Regions from separate parts of the Mus musculus genome. Here region 2 is linked to region 1. Evidence: chromatin loops called from intact Hi-C (ENCODE). Cell type or tissue: heart. All regions are shown on one strand. Region 1 has its middle 1.5 kb from the start of Ccar1. Region 2 holds the start of Slc25a16 (solute carrier family 25 (mitochondrial carrier, Graves disease autoantigen), member 16).

Region 1 (2,500 bases):
AGAGGCAGGCGGATTTCTGAGTTCGAGGCCAGCCTGGTCTACAGAGTGAGTTCCAAAACAGTCAGGGTTATACAGACATATCCTGTCTCGAAGAACAAAAAAAAAAAATTTTTTTTTGTTTACATTCTTTTCATTTTTAGAGGGTTTTGCCTCCATGATTTATGCGCACAGGTGTGGGCTTGGTGCCCCTGGAGCTGAGAAGACGACAGATCCCCCGAAACTAGAGTTCCTGACCGGTGTGAACCACCCCGTGGGTGCTGATAATCAATCCCAGGTCCTGAGAACAGAGATTAGTGCTTTTAACCGCAGTGCCATCTCCTCGGGATTAAGGCTGGAATGTGTAAAAGCGAACAACTGAGTGGATTTTAATACACTGAGTGCAGGCCATCATCACCCCTAGTATTTGAAGACCCTACTGAAAAGAAACAGCTGGAGGATTTGGGGGGCGAGAGGGAGTGGAAAGGTTGGGGGATGGGGGAAGTGCACACCTCTAATCCCAGCGCTCAAGAGGCAGAGGCAGACACAGCCAGGGCAACACAGATAAACCCTGTCTCAAAAAATGAAAGACAGAGCTATTATTAAGTCATTTTCTAATTTTGTCCTACACCTGCTGGTGACATCTAGTCAAATTCTCAACATGAAATAGCTTATGCTAGGAATCCCACATAAGATTAGCTGAGCCAAGCATGATCAGGTGGTGACCTGTAATCTAACACTTGGGAGGGAGGGGAAGGGAGGATCAGGAGTTCAAGGCCAGCCTGGACTGTGTAACACCTTATCTCATCAAACCCAATAGGATAAAATATATAGCTTTTTCTGTGGTTCCTTGTATTTTTTCCCTTAAATTTTATGAACACAGGATCACATAGGTACACGTTCTTTAATATTTTTCAAACCACAAGGGTCCTTTCTCCCACTTAAGTAAAACTTACAGAAGTTGGGTAAAATGTAACTCCTTTGTCCTTACTAATTCTGTCCTGACCTTCAAACTATTAGAATATAGTCATCACACTATAGTAATTTGTAAAAATTCAAAACAGCGTGTGCCAGGTGGCCCAGCAATAAGAGGGACAAAGTGAGAAAACTTAAATCTGAGATACCTTATCAAAAAAAGTTCTGGGGGCTGGAGAAATGGCTCAGCGGTTAAGAGCACTAACTGCTCTTCCAGAGGTCCTGAATTCAATTCCCAGCAACCACATGGTGGCTCACAACCATCGGTAATGGGATCTGATGCCCTCTTCTGGTGTGTCTGAAGACAGCTACAGTGTACTCATAATAAATAAATAAATAAATAAATACTTCTTTTTTTTTTTTTTTAAGTTCTGAAAGAAACCCCAGGCATATGTTTTTGATGTCTGTATTTTGGATTGACATGTCTCTATGACTTCTAGATTAGCTTGGTCTACATTGTAAGGCACAGGACAGCCAGGGCTACATAGTGAAAGAGTGTTTATAAAACACACAAAGCAGAGCAGTGGTGGTACATGCCTTTAATCTCAGCACTTGGGAGACAGAGGTAGGCAGATATTTAAGTTCAAGGCCAGCCTGGTCTACAGAGTGAGTTCCAGAATGGCCAGGGTGAAACAGAAAAATCCTGTCTCAAAAGACCAAAAACAAAAACAAAATAAATAAAACACACGAAACAGAGCTAGAGGGATGGTTCAGCAGTTAGGCCCACTTGATATTCTTTCCTAAACCTTGGAGCTCATCCCACCATCTACATTAGCCCCATACAACTAAACAGAACTCTGAGGCCCTCTCCCGGCCTCCTGGGATACTGCACACATGTGACACAGGCTCACACAAACATATACACAAATTCATACACATGAATAAAAATGAAATTTAAGGGCAAACACTCAGAAGTTAAGAGTACTGTGAGGGGGCTGGTGAGATGGCTCAGTGGGTAAGAGCACCCGACTGCTCTTCCGAAGGTCCAGAGTTCAAATCCCAGCAACCACATGGTGGCTCACAACCATCCGTAGTAACAAGATCTGACTCCCTCTTCTGGAGTGTCTGAAGACAGCTACAGTGTACTTCCATATAATAAATAAATAAATAAATGAATAAATAAATAAGTAAAAAAAAAGAAAAGAGTACTGTGAGGTCTTCCAGAGGATGTGACTTCTAATCACAACACCTACAGGGTGGCTAAAAACTTCAGTAACCCTGTTCTACAGGGTATAGTTGCTTTCTTCTGGTCTCTATGGTTGTCGATTGGTGTGGGTTATGCACACACATACACGCAATAGAAACATCGTTATTCACATAAAACTTCTGAAAAATAGAAAATAAAATATTTTCTAAAGTGAATAAAAAGTCAGACATGGAGACTGCTATATCACCCTCAATTCTAGCACGAGGGAAACAGAAGCCGACTGATCTCTGTGAGTTCGAGGCTAGCATGGTGAACACAGTCAGTGCCAGGAGAGGCAGAGCTACGAAAAGAGGCACTGACTCCAGAATTTCTGTTTTGTTGTCAGGGTTTCTCTGTGTAGCC
Region 2 (2,500 bases), 130 kb after region 1:
CCCAGGAGTGGTGGTGAAATCCTCCTGTACTCTTAGCACATGCAGGGTTGAGGCAGAAGTATCTCAGGCTAGAGACCAGGCTGGGCCATATTTAGTATTTAGTCCTAGGTCACAGATGTGAGGGTGATGCAGTTGCACCATCTGTCACTCCACTGATTACCAAGTTGACCTGCTGTCTTTTTATTTATTTATTTATTTATTTTTGTTTTTCGAGACAGGGTTTCTCTGTGTAGCCCTGGATGTCCTGGAACTCACTCTGTAGACCAGGCTGGCCTCGAACTCAGAAATTCGCCTGCCTCTGCCTCCCAAGTGCTGGGATTAAAGGCGTGGACCACCACGCCTGGCGACCTGCTTGTCTATGTGAGTGTCTCCTCCCCTCTTCCCACTCCATGTACATGGCTTCCAGAACTACATGCCTGTTTGGACAAAGATGACCTTCCCCTAAGAGAGAAGGACACCATCTTTGATAAAGGGTGTGGGAATAGATGTGTCACCCTGCTAGAATCTCCAAACAAGCCAAGCCTCCATAGCCGGTCCCGAGAAAGGCAGGGAGAGAGGAAGAAAAAGAAAAGAAGGAGAAATAAAAGAGAAAGAGTTTGTGAAGACAGCAGGTTAAAGAATTTATCGTGTGTGAGATCAGAAGATGGGAGTGGATCAGAAAGACAGGGAAGGCTGAGCTGCTTGTGTTAATGCCAGAGGCACCATACACACCACACACACACACACACACACACACACACACACACACACGCGCGCGCGCGCGCGCGAATCAAACCCAGGTATTCTACAAGAACAAGAGTGCTTTTAACCGCTGAGCCATCTCTATGGCTCTCAACATTTATTATAGTGTGTGCGCGTGTGGGCGCGCGTGCTGCCAAGTTGCATGTATGGAGGTCTAAGAATAATTTGTGGGAATCGACTGTCTCCTTCAACTAGGCCGGGTCTGGAGACAACTCAGGTCGGCCAGCCTAGTGACAAGTGCCTTCAGCCGTTGAGCCAGCTAGCTTGTCTAGCATTTTCTTTTGACACAGTATCTTTCTCTCTGCAGCCTGGGCTAGTCGGGAACTCACTAAGTTACCCATGCTGGTCTTGGTCTGGAGGTGATGCCCCTGCTTCAGAGTCCTGAGTGCTGGGATGACAGGCATGAGCTTCACTACATAGCTCAAGCGGGTCTTGATCTCCATGGTCAGGAGTCATCAGGTTCGCTCGTGCTGAGACTGCAAGCCTGAATTTACTGGTCTGGCTCAAGAGGCTCGCAAACCTTCAGCAGGAAACCCGGGACCCTGAGTGTCGCAGACCCCCTGGGTGACGCCCACTTCCGCCTTGCTCTCTTGGACGGGTCCCAGCGGCGGCTGCGTGCGTCATCATTCCTCGCCGCCGCGCGCCATGGGCATCATCTGGCCCCGCCCGCGCGGCGGCTGGGCTCCTGTCAGAGCCGGCTCCAGCCATGGTGCTGCCCAGTGTTTTGTAAGTTGGCAGCGGAGGCTCGGGACGTGGCGCAGGTCCCGATGGCGGCCCTGGTGGCTGCGGCGGCCCTGGCGGCGGCCGAGCCTGCACCCGCGGTGCCGCAGGCGGCTGGGAGCGGGGGCCCGACCTCACGCCGAGACTTCTACTGGCTGCGTTCCTTCTTGGCCGGAGGTCAGTATCCGCCGCCCGGACCCCGGGGCTGGGTGTTGAAGCCGGTCCGCGGGCCGATCAGACAGTCCCGAGCTTCTCCTGCTGCAGCACCCAGCCGGGCCTTCACGTCAGCCCCTGCAGCCGGGGCTAATCCCTCCGCTGAACCAAGCACCTATTTCTTAAGGTTGAAAACAGGATCCTTTAGGTGGGACATGGTGGGGACCACCCCTTTCTGTTACAAACAACACGTGTGACAGTGTAGGATTGGGTTTTGCTGTTTGCTTGAAAGGAAAATAAGTTTTGGAGGTGGAGGCCAGCTTGGGCTCGCGTCCCCTTCGCGTGAGTGTGCGCGCGCGTGCGGATAATGATTTGAGAATATTTAATGTATTCCCCCCCGCCCCCCCACCTCAAGAGCCTTATGTAGTTGACGCTGGCTTTGAACTCCCGATTCTCCTGCCTCTGCATCCCAAGTGCTGGAATTACAGGCACATGTCGCACAGTCCGTCTCTAGAGGCTAACTTTGAAAAATAGACTAGGATATGAGCTGGACATGGTGGAATGTGCCTTAAATCGCAGCACCAGGCAGATGCAAAGGTCGGCAGATCTTGAGTTTGAGGTCAACCAGGTCTTCATAGCAAGTTCTGGGCAAGCAAGGAATACAAAGTGATACCCTGTCTCAAAAACAAAATAAAATGACTAAGGATATTGTGCAAAATTGCCTACAACCGCCCAGCGGTGGTGGTGGTGCACGCCTTTAATCCCAGCACTTGGGAGGCAAGCAGATTTCTGAGTTCGAGGCCAGCCTGGTCTGAGTGAGTTCAGGACAGCCAGGGCTACACAGAGAAACCCTGTCTCGAAAAAAAAAAAAAAATCAAAAAACAAA

The links. A loop is a pair of places that touch in the nucleus more often than their neighbours do. Peaks named below come from ENCODE experiments on the same cell type or tissue, not always from the same donor. Only the 100,000 strongest peaks of a DNase experiment are listed, where the experiment ranks them.
Region 2: a loop joins it to region 1, with 2.1 times the contacts of the local background. A loop is called at or near these places in 7 of 42 quality-filtered maps.

What each region holds. Positions count from the first base shown.
Region 1 is chr10:62,792,662-62,795,161 of GRCm38, forward strand. No RefSeq gene overlaps it. Among named protein-coding and RNA genes, the nearest start is that of Ccar1, 1.5 kb to the left of the region's middle. In heart, a CTCF peak has its summit at 1,214 (motif pointing left); a DNase peak (open chromatin) is centred at 590; H3K4me3 peaks cover 767 bases; H3K27ac peaks cover 887 bases.
Region 2 is chr10:62,919,244-62,921,743 of GRCm38, forward strand. It overlaps Slc25a16 (solute carrier family 25 (mitochondrial carrier, Graves disease autoantigen), member 16), which reads left to right and starts at 1,390. Exons shown (of 9, transcript NM_175194.2): 1 at 1,390-1,638. The coding sequence starts at 1,509. In heart, no CTCF peak of the experiment used is centred here; a DNase peak (open chromatin) is centred at 1,378; H3K4me3 peaks cover 1,917 bases; H3K27ac peaks cover 1,816 bases.